Regions from separate parts of the Homo sapiens genome. Here region 2 is linked to region 1. The links are chromatin loops, found by intact Hi-C in ENCODE. Cell type or tissue: ascending aorta. All regions are shown on one strand. Links, peaks and the distances in the headings refer to the core of each region. The heading gives the core; the rest is flanking DNA.

What was found. Peaks named below come from ENCODE experiments on the same cell type or tissue, not always from the same donor. Only the 100,000 strongest peaks of a DNase experiment are listed, where the experiment ranks them.
Region 2: a loop joins it to region 1, with 2.5 times the contacts of the local background. A loop is called at or near these places in 2 of 110 quality-filtered maps.

Annotation. Positions count from the first base shown.
Region 1 is chr10:4,648,567-4,656,612 of GRCh38, forward strand. MANCR (mitotically associated long non coding RNA) reads right to left here. Exons shown (of 4, transcript NR_024475.1): 4 at 1,619-2,637. It overlaps LINC00705 (long intergenic non-protein coding RNA 705), which reads left to right and starts at 7,590. Exons shown (of 3, transcript NR_015425.1): 1 at 7,590-7,754. In ascending aorta, for the core only: no CTCF peak of the experiment used is centred there; no DNase peak of the experiment used is centred there.
Region 2 is chr10:4,494,041-4,502,086 of GRCh38, forward strand. No RefSeq gene overlaps it. Among named protein-coding and RNA genes, the nearest start is that of LINC00703, 110 kb to the left of the region's middle. In ascending aorta, for the core only: no CTCF peak of the experiment used is centred there; a DNase peak (open chromatin) is centred at 5,124; H3K27ac peaks cover 2,500 bases.

The DNA.
Region 1 (8,046 bases), core at 2,930-5,429:
CATTCCCAGGACTAATCACTCTGCATTCATATTATGCTTAAGCACAATTTTAATATTACACTTGGTTATTCCAGATGACTTGGGCCTCTTCACACTAGAATGGCCAGTCCCACAGAGCAAGCATCCCAAAAGAGCGAGACAGAGAGTGAGCGAGAGAGAAAGGCCAAAGGTACCTTTTAGGAACTGGGTTTAGAAGTTGGGCAGCATCACTTCAACCTTATTCTTTTCTTCCCAAAGGCCAGCCCACATTCGGGGGACAGGGAGTTAGACTCTGCCTCCCACTGGAAAGACGGTCAAGGCATTTGTAGACATGTTTTAAAGCCACCACTGCAGAGATGAAGAGTTGACTGAAAATGGGGGAAGACATTGGAAAATGGAGCAGAATCTAACACACAAACATCACTACGTGGACGCTTCAGTGTATTTCAGATCACCAAATGTTGATTCCTGAAGTTTCTTGAGTGATGGAGTCATAACCATTTAAGACTTGGTAGGGTGATGATTTTCCATTCATTTGTAAACTGTACAACTCGGCTATATCTTAGTCAAAAGAACTGACCCAGGCAGCTGTTTAGAAAGTGCAGCCAGGAGCTGCAGATGGTGGCCGTGCCTCTCGGCAGGAGTGAGCACAGCAGGCATCTAAGCCCTGAGAAGGACACAAATAGAGATTCCCTTGGTCAGCCAGAAATCAGGCCCATGGAGAATCTGGAACCACTCATGTATCATTTTAAATATGTAAAGAACTTTCCAAATTTGGATCCATTACAACAAATCTGATGGAGGTACTGTATAGTTTTCAAATATGGAAATCCAAAACTACAAACACCAACCACTACTGTGAAATGTTCTGCCAGACTTCAAGAAGACAAAGTACAAACTCAATCTTTATTAAGAAGAAAGTACCTTAATTGCTCATCTGTCTTTAACCACTGACCACCTCTCTTTGCCTCTCTGTTGGTATCTTTGACTTGGGGAAATTTCATCCCATTCCATGTTAATTTAAATTTTCTGATAGCACTCCTGGCAGCTTAATCCATGTAAATATAAATATAATATCTTCTACTGACTTTTGCCAGCAATTTATGTTATTTTTGAATGAACAAATTGGAATCCACTGTTGGAATTTTATCAAAATGACAACAATTTTGCTTATGACAACTAAAAATCATTTTGGAACATCTGACATCCATAGAAACCTATATAGAAGTAAAATTAAAATAACACTGGAAGTGAAAAACAGATGTTAAAAATAATTATTGAAGGTCTATAGAGAGGGGAGACTCTAATATAAAAATTATTATTGACCAATCTTGCAAGATGAGTTTAGCAGGTGTTTTGGTAACTCATCTTAGATTTTTTTATTCAAACTTCAGTAAATGCAACCAACTGCCCAATGCTGGCAAACATAATGAAAGTGTAAAAATGGAACAGAAGGAAAGTGTTTAAAAATATCCTGTATATCATTCAAAAATGATGCCATTAACATTGGTACCCACTAAACACTTTCAAACTATAGTTCAGATCCTGGTACAAGGCTAATTTTTCCCAGATCTCTTAATGAAACATACACAACAACAGGAAGTCTCTTGCTCAGAGTGCAAATACAGATGTATTCTTGTGCCGTGGTTTCTAAGGACTGGAGGTTTCCCTCTAGCCTGCTCTTTATTTATTTTGGAAACATTAACAGAAACACAAGTGGATATGTAAGAAAGGAGGTTCCAATTAATAGTACTCATGGTTTACAGGGTAACCGCTTTATAGTTTTTACTGAACTGTCTACAACTTTAGCACTTAAGAAAACCAACAAATTCAAATCAATTTCATGCCACTGTGTACATACATTCTCTTATTCAAGAAGTATGTATGAGTGCCACTCGGTGCCAAACCCAGGTCCAGCCTCCAGGGAGCTCACAGTCTAGTAATGGAGATAAGAAAATTGGAGATTTGGTAGTATATGATGATAGTTGTGATAAAATATTCATAACCTCAGTGAGTCAAAACAGATTTCACAGGGAACTTAATGTCTAACATTAAGTGGAGAGGATCACCCCAGACAGGTACAGCCTGCTCGGAGAACTGCCAGGACCTCCAGTGGGGTGAGCACGGAGCTCAGGGGTCAGGGCCAGGAGGTGACTGGAAGCATCTCACATTTTGTTGTGTAAGGACTGAGCATCCTCCGTGCAGACAGGGGTGTGGAGTCAGAGTCCTGTTGCCTGTTTACATCAGCGTTTATCCTTTGCTCCATCTCGTGGCATGACAGAACTTTTAACAACTGAAAACTGCACTGCCTTGCCACATGTATGTTTATTTGCACAATGGCTGTGAGAGCAAGCTGGATCTACCATGCAATGGCTGTGCTCTATCTCCTCTGTGTGGGAAATGCAGGGTTCTGAAATGAAAAAGTCAGGCCGGATTCTCAGGCTTTCTTTGCCACCTGCTTAAGAAAGTGCCCGTTTTACTGAACGCACAACACAAAAGTTTCCATCTTCTTCCTCATATGGAAATTTTATGTGAAATTTTCCCTTTTTTTTTTTTTTTTTGTTCCTTCACTTCCAGAATCACAGGCTGCCTGACAGGATTAGCACGTTCCAGGTTCCAACTAAAGCCGTCTTTTGATTGCAATTGTGGTGATTGAGTCTAGGAGGAAAACACAAATGAATTCTCAGCCCTGGGATTGAGTGACATTTAATAAAAAATACTATTTGTTTAACCTGATTGTTATGTTTTTTGAATTATAAAATGCTGAGCATTATGATGGCTGCCAGGTTATGTTATCTACTACTTGATTTTAAGTGCTATCTGTGGGATTTACATGTAAACTGTAAATTGATGTTTTCTTTTTCTTACCTATACAACAGAAAATAAAGGGTTTCAGAATTTTTATATCACTGGATATTCTGGCAATGAAATATTAAATGGCTTTAGGAGAAATGTGTTTTTTACAGGGGAAAACAGGACACATTATAAACCTCTCCATCACTCTAATCAGGCTTCTGACAAGAAAATAATAGGGCTGCGCAGGAACACGTCTGTTCCCATCCCAAGCACGGGGCTCTAGGTAAAGACATAGCACAGACGGTTAGTTAGCGGAAAGTGGAGAGGTGCCTTTTGGAGAGATGTTTGTTTGAATATTTGTATTTGCTTTGCAAGGCTAAGCAGCACCCTTTGGTTAATTTTGAGGGTGTTTTGGCATCTGTCACCTGAAGTGTGTGACTCACCCAGATTCTGACTCAATAGATGGAAAAAGACTAACCTGCTCACAAGATATTCATTTCATGGGTGAGGAGTTCTGTGAATTACCATTTTACTCTACTCTCTAATGCTCTGAACATATTTCACAAAGAGATCCATTTTGGCTTTCATTTTCATTTTCTCTTAGTTTTCTCTTATTTTCCAGGACATCTGACTCTACCTCCTTAAAAGTGAAGTGACTGTGAAAATTGATTGTACCTTCTTATGTGACACTAATTTTGACCATCCCTTATGGTTGAGAATCTCATGCAATGCTTTGGATGTTCCATCAACAACATGCCAAGTCCATGAGGTTTCATAGGCCGTGCTCTTGGGGAGTCATCACAGCTCTGGGTTGTCCTACCATCAACACCACCTGGCACCCACCTTGCCACCAGGGTTCAAACTCAGTTCATTGAGAAAACTGTCTCAACCCCAAGAGTCAAAGTTTAGGTCAATACTGAAACAATCACTCATGTTCTTGTTGGTGAAATCTGTAGAAATGGTAACTCAGGAGTGAAATCAACCACAGCAACTCTCCATTCATGGTGAGGTGTGGGGTATACAGTAGAGAAAATCAAGGTGTTTGAGATGAGTCAGGCTTTGGGGTGACTGATGCTCACTCAGCTAAGCATCCGGACTGTCTGGGTTGCCCTTCATGTCCACTCCCCCTCGTACTGTGTGTTTTAGCTATCTCTGGACTTTTGCATGCTGACTTTCCTCCAGCAGATTGTCAACCTTTACTACTTGCTACACTCAGGGTCTATTCTCCTAACTTCCTCCACTTTTCCTTCTGTTTCTATACTGATGTAGCTTAAGAAACAAAATAATCAGCTGGACTTGAGAGGCTGATGTTCTCATAAAATAAGGCGGGAAGCTTGAAGCCAGGTCTTTGTGGTGTAACAGAGGCTGGCTACCTCCCAGATGAATGAGCTTCAGGGGGAAATTAAAGTACTGCTGTCAGCAGCTTTTATTTACTAATTCCTGTTGTGAACTATGTACAAATGTGGACCTAAAATACGAGATAAGGGGCTCCTCACTAATAGAGTAAATAGGGAAAACGAAAGGGAAAGTCACAGCCAGCTAGTAGAGAAATAAGCTGTAGCATCTTGCTTAACGCATGTATATAGGTTTTCAAACAGGTTTAATCGATTTCAATTTTGAAACTTGAAAAGTATTATGGCAGTATCTCATGTAATATTATTTTACAGTTGATTGGACTGACAAGATGTATAATTTTTCTATTTTTTTATAGTATTTATTATAATGTAATTGTTATTGTATTTTAAATTAGTATTTAATATAATGATAACATTTGTTTATAAAGTCTATAACTTTTAAGAATGAGACACAATCAATCTCTTAATGGCACCAAATAATCATTTCCACATAGTCAATGTTATTTGAACAAATGAATAAACAAACTCTGGAAAATCATCACAAAAGCAGTCTCCACCATCTCATCAGCACTGGGAAGCTCTGCGAAGCTGCCTGGGGCGCTAGCAGGCAGACACAATGCCGTCGTAAAAGCCTCCCTGTTTTTGCAAGGGATAGGTTTTACAACCAATAATTAAACGATTAGGACATTCCATCTCTTGTCACCATGAGGTGGGACCCTGCTGTTCTAGATTTTCCATAACACTGAGTCATCGACAAAATTCAAGATTCAGAATCTTCTCTACGAATCTTGACGTATTAAAGCATTTACTTGTAAACTAATGGCAAATGCTTATATTAAATTTAAATAAAATATTAGAGCAGTTAATCGCGTCTTTTTTTCCATTCTACTCACCTGAGACATGGGGCAGCTTGAGAAGTTTCTGGAAATGAGGTTAGGTTAGGCACAGATTCTCAGAAATGATCTATGCAAAAGACTTTGGAATTATAGTGTCATTTTTTTCAATCCTATCAAATTTACTACTGAATATATTAAAGTGTGGAAAGTTGAGAGATATCAAATGTCACTGAATAAAAATGAGATCAGATTTATAATTTGGAAGATTGTGTCATCATTTGGTGTCTGAATTTTTTTGTTGTTGTAATTTCTGCCCTCTCCCATCTAGACTACTTAACATTCTTTTGCCCATTATAAGTTATCATAGCCCATAAATTTGACAACTTCATTAAAATCCAAACGAGGACACTAATATTTGGCCCATTTCTTCTGGCTGACATTTTTTGTTCTAGAAATTATCTCTCTTTACCTGTGAATACCCAGTTTACTCTCTACTATTCCCTAAAGTTAGCTTTCACTCAAATACACATTTACAATTATAAAGTTACTTTATTTCCATTTAGATTGCTCCTGGTCTCCACAGAGATAGCAAAGATTTCAAATGCAACAGGCTATTTAGCAGAAACAGCCATTTTCTTTTATATAAATTGTTATCTTAGTTCAGTTATTTTGTCTTTAAAAATACATTGCTTCAAAAAAATGCAAACTGAACTATGCTTAATTCAATTCTTTCCATTGGCATGTAAATTTTAATTTACAATATAGCACCAGGTCCTTTTAGTGGCTTTGTTTAAATTGTTAGAGAGACTAAGACTATTTTAATAAACAATTTCAGAAATACAAAAATCTAGGGAATAATACGCTCCAGTTTATGACCGTACAAAAATATGTATATTCACCTATCCTGCTAATGGGCATTCTGTTTATTTCCATTGTTTATTATAATTTAAAAATTACTACATCTCTTTATTGACCATTACAAATTCTTCTTCTGTCAATTGCTTATTCTTATCCTTCAATGTTTTTTTTTTTCCTTTTTTGGTCTTTTCTTTTTGATTTATTAGGCAATTTTAAATAGTTTGATTACTACTTCTTTCTGTGTTATATGCACTGTCAATCTGTTCTTCCCTTCAATGGCTGGTTTGTTGTTTTTACCTCAGAACATTCGGTCAAGTGTTTCAGAGGTTAAACTCTATTTGTATATTTATTGCCTTTATGACTTGTACTTTTTCTTTATGGCCTGATTTCGATAATTCTTTTCTCCTTCACAGACCTAAAGAGCTTTTTCTATATTTTCTTCTACAATGTTGAAGTTTTATTTTTTACATTTAATTTCACATTGAGTAAAATTTATTTTTTATCTGTTGTGAACTAGAGATCTGCCTTTTCCATGTGGATATCCAACTTCCCAGGAATATTGAAAGAGAAGCAAATCTTTTTTTTTTTCTTTTTCTCTTTTAGTATACAAAAGGATGTAACAAGATCCCTAGGACAAATCTGATGTTAACTGAATTAAGTGGATTAGTATTAAATTAACTGGCCCGATAATTACAGGAAGGCATTATAAGTCCCTAGGGAGCCCAAGGAGGGTGAAGCCTCATGCCCCTTTGGGTAGTAATACAGGGACTAACTATACTCCTTGCTCCCACAGGACAGAACATTCTCTAGGTTTTTCATTCCCGACTCAGTAGCACTCAAAGCTTTTCTTAAGGTAAATTAAAGTTATGGAGAAAGGCATCACTCTGTAGCCACTGTTTTCCAAGAGTAACATTCCAAGGCAGTATCTAGGGAGCCAGCAAAGATTCTGTCCTGTCTACCATTTTCCCATGAATGACATCATAATAGAACCTCCCGGTCTTATTGCCTTTTCTTATTGGTAACAAAAGATGACAAACTAGGTAATTTATATTAAAAAGTTTATTTAGCTCATAGTTCTAGAGGCTGGAAGTCCACAGTGCCGGCATCTGTGAGGGCCTTCTTGCTGCCTCACCTCATGGCAGAGGGCATCACATGCTCAGAGTGGGAGCAAGGGAGCCAGGGAGAGCTCACAGGCACAAGAATAACGCTGCTGTGATAATAAACCCACTCCTGGGACAGCAACATTCATCCCGTCATGAGAACAGAGCCCTCATTCATCCATTCATCTCATCATAGGGGCAGAAGGATTACATTTCTAACACATGAACTTTTGGGGGACACATTCAATACCTAGCACTCCCAAAATATTCACTAAGAGTGAGAGTAAATTGATTTAATTTCAGACTGTTCTTGGCAGTCCATAAGTAGAGATTTCCAAGTTTTACAATAGAGAATTAAAATGATTGAAAAATATTCTAAAAAAAAAAAAACAACCTGCAGAAGAAAGCTAGAAAATCAGAAGATGAAATATTTTTTAGGCATAAAATATGCATGCAGTTTATAGACAATGGAGATGTGCTAACTCTTGAAAACGTGCTTCGACATCTCAAATTGCTTAAGGCTTTTGCAACAAAATAACTTACCAGTGTCAGGCCATGGTAGAATATGAGTTCACAATGAATTTTTATGCCTGGGTTTCTGTGACCCAAGTTATGCTGAAGAATATGAGAGACACCACCTTTTAAAAATTTTTACATAGCCTGCGGCCACTGCAATTCGTTAATCCCTTTGGAAAATTGCTTAAGCCTGGCATGTTTTGTAATGAACTTTATCTCTTCACTACCAAAAGTCGTAAAAAGGAACTTCAGTGAGGAAAGAAACACAATTGATAATTGAATATTTCAAAGAGATCAGCATTTTAGAAAACTGGGTATGTATTAATATGCTATATCTGACATATGACATGAAAATGACATATATAATATAATTTTGTTTATACTATTATATATTTTATACATTTTGTGTTATAATACATTTTGAATATATGTATATATATACACATACATATATACACACACACAATATATATAGGAAAATAAAATTAAATATTATCAGAATGTTTATTTCTTGATGATGGGAATTTGAGTGGTTCTTTTTTTACTTTATTTCTATTGTTATTCATTTGGTATTTTCCAAATTTTGTTCAGTGATTTTTTATTACT
Region 2 (8,046 bases), core at 3,642-6,141, 150 kb before region 1:
ATAAAGACATAAAAAATAATCTTAGAAAATGATGATTGCTGTGAAGAAAATATATCAAGAGAAAGCAATGGAGAGTGATAAAGACAGTGTACAAACTGCCTGGGCTCCTGTCTCCAGGACAGGATTTGAATCTGCGTAAACATGGGCAGGTGACTTTGTGGGCCAGAGCCTCACATTCTTCCTCTTAAACCCTCTCCTTTAAAATGCAGGTATGATTGAATGAAGTAATTCCTGGAAGGACCTAACAATATGCCTCACATGTTGAAAGAACTCAGTAATTGTTAGTTATTATGATTTTCTGAGGAGCTGGCTTTGGAAACCATATCTGGTTGCAGTGATGCAGAGGAAGTCATCCCAAGCAGAGATAAGAATTTATGAAAATGTAAAAACTTCTAATATGCCCAGCGACTAGAGAACAGGGAACAAATAAGCAATGCAGTGTTTCAGGAATTTGGGATGAGTGTAGCTGGAAATGGGATTTTAAAGGTAGGTAAGATGTTAGAGATGGATGCTGAAGGAAAAGTATGCTTCGTACTAAAGAGTTTGGCTATTAGCTTGACCTATAGGCCAATGGCTGTCAAACTGCAGTGTGCACAATAATGCAGACACCTCTCCCTCATCCAGCTTCTCACACAATCATTTTCATTTTAACAAGATGTTGAAGCATATATTTCATTGGACAAGAGGAAACCAGCAGGGTTCTGAAAGCAGTGAAATATGTGAATGATGACAGACCAAATGCAATGGTGCTGATGTAATTACGAGCTATAAGAGCAATCCAGAAATTTATTTTAAATAGAGAACAAACAAAAATTAACTAGTTGGCCTGGGGGAGGATAGCAGAAAGATATTTTGAGCAGACTAGACCAAATTATAATATCAATTTTTAATAAATTATGCATTTATAAGTAAAGTTAATGACGGGGCAATAGTTAAAACTAGCCAAGAGTTCAAACAGAAATTGCCTGGCTGCACGAAGAACTTCTGGAGATTTAATTACTGGGGTATGTAGTCATGTGAAGAAAACTGGACAGAGGCACAGAGTGTCCGGGAACTCTTTGTCTTCATCTCAGAAACACCAGAATTGGCCTTGCAATTTTGAAAAATCGATTTCTACTGATTTTCAGCAAACCAATTTACCAGAGATCTTTTCACCTCCTCTGAAACAGAATATAACACAGATTTTCACTTTGGAAAAACAAATTGTCTTTGGAGAACACATGGATGAAAGAATTCTACCTTGAGACTAGGAATCACCATCTTCTCTATATGTCAAACTTATGAGACATCAATGGATAAATAAGACACAGGGCACATGGAAACATTTAATAAAGATTCCGGGTTAGGGGTAAAGAGGCTATTGAATGGGATGCCTGAGCAGAAGGACTTCCACCATCCCTGAAGCTGAACCCACTGTCTGCTTTACCAAGAATTGCCACCATTTGAAGTTCTACAATGAAGAACACGTGTGAGCATGTGTCTCTCTATGTGCATGTGCAGTGCTCTGATTATAAATATATTTAAATCAGGCTAGGTGCTGTCACTCATGCCTGTAATCTCAGAACTTTGGGAGGCCGAGCTGGGTGGATCACCTGAGGTCATAAGTTCAAGACCAGCCTGGCCAAAATGACAAAACCCCATCTCTAATAAAAATACAAAAACTAGCCAGGCACGGCCTGTAATTCCAGCTACTCAGGAGGCTGAGGCAGGAGAATAGCTTGAACCCTGGAGGCAGAGGTTGCAGTGAGCTGAGATCATGCCACTGCATTCCAACCTGGGTGACAAGAGCAAAACTCTGTCTTTCTCTCTCTCTCTCTCATATATATATATTATATCATCACATAATATATATAATATATATCATATAATATATATATATTATATATCATATAATATATATATTATATATATCATATAATACATATATATTATATATATCATATAATATATATATTATATATATCATATAATGTATATATTATATATATCATATAATGTATATATTATATATATCATATAATGTATATATTATATATCATATTATATATATTATATATATCATATTATATATATATTATATATCATATTATATATATATTATATATATCATATTATATATATATTATATATATCATATTATATATATATTATATATATATATAAAACTGCTTTGCTCACCAATATTTCAGTCATGACCTTACATTGATAAAAATAGCATTTCCCATGTCCCATTTTGATAGTGGATACTGGCATTACTGTCTTTGCTTTTTTAGGAAGATAATTCTGACACCGAGGGGGCAGTTGGACTGGAAGGTCAAGATCAGTTGTATTCTAATAAAAGAAAAAAGAAAAGTCCTAATTTGTAGTGTTTGTAGATTTCATACTGTGAATACTCCAGCTATGGTCAGTGTCTTTCTTTTTTTAAATTTTTAATTTTTGTGGGTACATAGTAGGATATTTACAGAGTACATAACATGTTTTCATACAGGCATGCAATGTGAAATAAGCACATCATGAAGCATGGAGTATCCACCCCTACAAGCATTCATCCATTGAGTTGCAAATAATCCAGTAACCATCCTTCTACTCTCTATGTCCATGAGTTCAATTATTTGGATGTTTAGCTCCCACAAATAAGTGAGAACATGTGATGTTCATCCTTCTCTGCTGCAGTTATGTCACTTAACATAATGATCTCCAGTTCTACCCATGTTGTTGCAAATGACTCAATCTCATTCTTTTTTATGGCTGAATGGTACTCCATTGTGCATATGTACCACATTTTCTTTTTTTTAGCTTTTTTTTTAGCTTTTTTTGTTTTTTTCGAAATGAAGTTTCATTCTTGTTGCCCAGGCTGGAGTGCAATGGCAGGATCTCAGCTCACTGCAACCTCTGCCTCCTGGGTTCAAGTGATTCTTCTGCCTCAGCCTCCCGAGTAGCTGGGATTACAGGCCTGCACCACCACGCCCGGCTAATTTTGTATTTTTTAGTAGACTTGGGGTTTCTCCACGTTTGTCAGGCTGGTCTTGAACTCTGGACCTCAGGTGATCTGCCTGCCTTGGCGTCCCAAAGTGCTGGGATTACAGACATGAGCCATGGCGCCTGGCCATTTTTTAACTTTTATTTTAGGCTCAGGGACACATGTGTAGGTTTGTTATATAGGTAAGCTCATGTCACAGGGAGTTGATGTACAGATTATTTCATCAGGTACTAAGCCTAGGACCCATTAGTTACTTTTTTTCTGCTCCTTTCCCTCCTCCCACCCTCTACCCTCAAGTAGGCTCCAGAGTGTGTTGTCCCTTCTTACGGTCAGTTTCAAGCTAGCACTTGTTTCACCGGCTCACAAAATTATTGAGCATTCAGCTCTGTGCTCTTGCAGGACTATCCAAGCTGGGCCCCATCCCCACTGGGAAGAGCTCTTCATCAAGAGGACAGGTAGGAAACCATGGACCAACACAAGACACTAAAGACTGGTGGCTGGAGGAGCTAATGCAATGGTGTTCAAATGCGGCAAAGCGTACGATTTGATAGACATTTTTGAGATTGAGGAAATCTGGCAACTGACAGATTTTTTTTAAAAGAGAAGTCATGGAAAAGTATCAATTTTATCACTTGAAAGGTTAACTGGATGATGGTGTCTGTGATTGCGATTCAGCAAAAAAGAGCAGACATTTGTGAAAAAGAAGAATTCAGTTACATTTCAGCACCCTAAATTGCTTAAGCACAGCTGTGGGGCTTGTCTTGGGTGAGAACACCAGGCTACGAGATGCTTTCCTATATAACCAAGGTATAGATAGGTTAACTATTCTATAGACTCATCTACCTGGGAATTTTATAAGAATTTAACAGAACACATTCAATGAAGTATGTCTGTCTTCCTACAGGTAAATTGACCCTATTCTTTATATTCTGGTTTAAAATTAAGAGTATAATTTTCCACTAACCTCCCAAAGTAGGTCTCAAAGGTGTTCCTGGGTCTTTCATCTCCCTGTTCTCAAATATTATTACTTCCTTTTATTCTGTAAGTAAAATCGTCCTGGACTTACTCTCAAGTGTAATTTTAAAAATCACTCATTTCTGCTGTGACAAGTAGCTGGGACCTGAGTACCTTCCCTAGGAATTCATTTTTTATATTTCTGCCACAGTTAACTTCTTTTAAATGTCATGATATCCATCTTTAATAAGTTGTATTATGGAGAACATGGCAAGAATGTGGCCAGAAGGATGAAGCAATTGGAAATTGAGGCACTGAGGAAGGGTTAAGACATGCAAGTTTTTGGCATGGAGAAGAGAAACCTGGAGAGGGGAACATGCGGTAGTTGTTTGTCATCAAGCACGAGGAAAGTGTCATAGGAAAGAGTCCTCAATCTGTGTGTCCCAAAAAGTAAACTCAGAAGTCACTGAGGGAGGCAATAGCAAAAATGAGTTTGGTTTTGTGCCAGGGGGACCCTCCACTGAAGCAACTCAGATGTGGATGGAGCTGCCTTGACGCTGGAGGTAGGTAGAGCACTGGAGATCACCCAAGGTGTCATTTTAAAAGGAATTCTAGCTGTTAAGAAGCGCTGGGCTGGAGGATCTTTAAAGACCTGTTAAATGGAGGATTCTACCATTCTCTGAAATGAATGTTCTCTACAAACCTATCATTCTTCCCTAGTGTTCATGTTTTTCCCAGTGACTGAGTTTTGCAAGCCAGTAACACTAAAGAAGAAACATTTATATTCTCTTTCGCAGTAGAGTTATGTTGAATAAAAGGCCTCAATGCTAACAGAGAAAATATGTGCTTTCTACTTTGGTACACACAGAGAGCTCATTAGTTCTAAATTTAGAAGTAAGCTTTAGTTTTGGAGGGACTCCAAGTTTGACTAATACATTTGACGATGTCCTTGTTAGAAAAAAAAATACCATGATGGAGAATTCTATTTTTCTAGGTTGGTATGTGTGGATGGAGAGGGAAAAACACATGCTCTTTTCTATGCGCTAATTCCATCTGTTCACAATTATTGAGTAGGTGTGCCAATTGAATGATGCTCAGTACACAGTAGGTAGGCAACGGGTGCTTTTAGTCTGACAGTATTTATAGTTCCTACTTGGCAGAGGTAAATCACTTAGCTAATTCTCAGAGCGTCTTGATTTAAACCAACTGCTCTATTTTTCTCCAGGGCAAGCTGCCTGGTAATGAGACACTGGTCAACCACAAGGCGTCATTTTGTTTCAGCAAAGTCTATTGAGCACCGATTAGGTGTAAGTAAACAAAGATAAACATAAGGAAATTAAAAAATAAGTAAGCAAAGGTAACCAAGATGCTGCATTTAAGAATCTGCTCTCAAGGAACTTGGTCTTGGCAGAAAGACACGTTTGAATAAGTAACTTAGTATCATTATCAGTGCTCAAAAAGCCTGTTATTTAGCATAATTTTTCTCTAGGAATCTTAAAAAACCACTGTATAGATAGTTCAAAATTCTCTAAACTACCTTGCTTAAAAGCATTCAATAACTTTAAATAAAGTATTTCAGTGTAGAGTAGTACTTTACCACATATTTTTCTCTCCATGAATATCAAAATAAATAAAAATAATTTGTCAGAAGCTTTATGTATTTTAAAATTAATAATAAAAATATTAAATATCAAATATATGGGTTTAATATGTTTAAAATATTAATTTTTAATTCTATCCCCCAAAATCATGACATTGTTTCCTATATGGAATTCTAAACCACAGTGATGTTCCCGTCATAATTCATTAGGCTAGCTCTCCCTCCACCGTTGACAGCAGCAGGAGGACACCAGCAGGGAGAAGTGGCAACGTGGAATGGTCAACTACACACGTATGCCTCTGGTGCCCACTCCTGCACCCTCTGATGAGGAGAAGCTGGGTGAAATAGTGGGACAGGTGATATTTAGTTACAAGCTAAATAACCACTGGCATCACCCTAGGATGTCACCATAACATGTTTTCCTCTTCCTCATCTCTCTGACTCTCTTGTTAACTTGATTGTAAAGTGGATGGACATCCCATTAGAACTCTGATTTACAAACTAATATTGACAGAAACTTTTTTCACACTGTACTAACTCAGACACACAGGCAGTTGTGTTTTAGATGCTGTTAATTTGTTAGAAAGAGAGTTGGCAATGGTGGTGACCCTGGATCACTACACTGAAACAGGAAAAGACAAAAAAAATCTAGAGATAAGTAAAAAGAATAAATATTCATGTACACTATATTTTTTCCTAAAAAAGAAAACACTTAACAGTTTGATAGGCCTACATGGAATTGACCTTCTAATATGTGGCTAATCATCATTTAATAATACTTAGAAACTAAAAATACTAATGAATCATTGAATGTCTCTCCATCTATTCAAATCTGTAAGTTCCTTTAATACATAAAGGGTTTTTCCCTAGGGAGGCTTTTGACTTCTTTCTTTAGTCAATTCTTTAAAATGTTACAGTTTTTACCATGAATGCAAATATCTTATATACTATTTTATTTTCTAACTTTTTACTGTTAGTGAAGATAAATATTATTAGTTTTTGTAAATCGGTCGTTGTAAAGTGACCTTGATAAACTATTGTGTTTATTCTAACATTAATAATTGTTTGATTCTTTGGCTTTTCTATGTGGATGACCATATCATCTGCAAAGAATAACTATTGTAATTCTTTCTTTCCAGCATAGCAGAAGTGATTGTGAACATTTTTGTCTAGTTTCTAGTCATAAAGGAATATGTCAGAAGTTTTGCATAATGTCTAATATGACAGTTTTATGATATGTAACCAAATTAAGGGATTTCCTAAATCTTATCATGAGAAAATACCTGTCAAAACTAAATAATTGGCCTCTGAGTTCTAAGAACTGTGAGGGTCTGAGATTTTACTCTGCTTACAAGCTAAAATGTTAGCTTGCTACATTGTGATGGATGCCGGCAGAAGACGTAAGACTCCTAGGTCAGAGACAAAGACTTCATCACACACAGCAGTCACAGGAGCAAGAGAACCAGCTTTTGCGTTGGTTTCCTAAGATCATTTCCCATAAGGCAGCACAAAGAGGACCAGTAACACCTGCACATGCAGCAGGTTGCATTACCATAGAGGAACCATGAACTCAGGGAACCTGAATCTTTTATTAGGTTGATGCAAAAGGAATTGGAGTACAATGGGCAGTAAGTACGTCCAGAGCAAGAAACCCTATTTATCTTCCAAAACTATTTGCTAAACAATCATCTTTAAAATGATAATCTGGAACAAAAGTAGTCAGTGTCTTTCCTTGCAAGATATGCAGTAGCCAAAGAAATCCCAGAGAACTGTCATGCCGCAGTCAACTTCAAATTATCAAAATCAAGAAAATCAAGGAAAGTATGAGGAACTTGTCCAGACCAAAGAAGCCTAAAGAGAAATGATTAACTAAAAGCAACCTGTGATCCTGAGCTGGCTCCTTTACTATGATAAACATTGAAACAATTGGAGAAATTGGACCTGAGGGTCAGATACAGTAATGCGTCAGTGCTGACTTCCTGGCTTTGAGGATTATGAGTATTGAGGTTATGCAGGAGGATGCCCTTGCTTGTAGGAAAAAGATACTAAAGTATTTGGTGGTGATGGGCTCCCAGCTGACAACTTTATCTCAGATGGTTCAGGGTAGAAAACAGATTTTTTTTCTATCCTTTTAGTTCTTCTCTAATTTTAGGATTGTTTCAAAGTAACGTGGGATTCTGAGGCTTTGGGGAAAAGTAATGTTTTGATTAGCATATCAATGCATTTATACTTTTATTAGTTTAAGCAAGCTTCAATGTCTTCCTAAACAATTTTTATCTACATATATTAAAATGTTTATCTATGTAATTGCTGTGTTAAATATATTGTTGTATTATTTTATTTTCATTGTTTTCAATTTTGTTTTTGATGTTATTTCTCTTATTCCACTATTTGCTTCATTTATTGATATATCTGCTCTTTTTCTGAAAAGATGAGTTTTTGAGTCCCGATAAAATACATTTAGAGGTATCAGCTTAACTTTACTTCTACTTTCACTTATATTTGGACACAT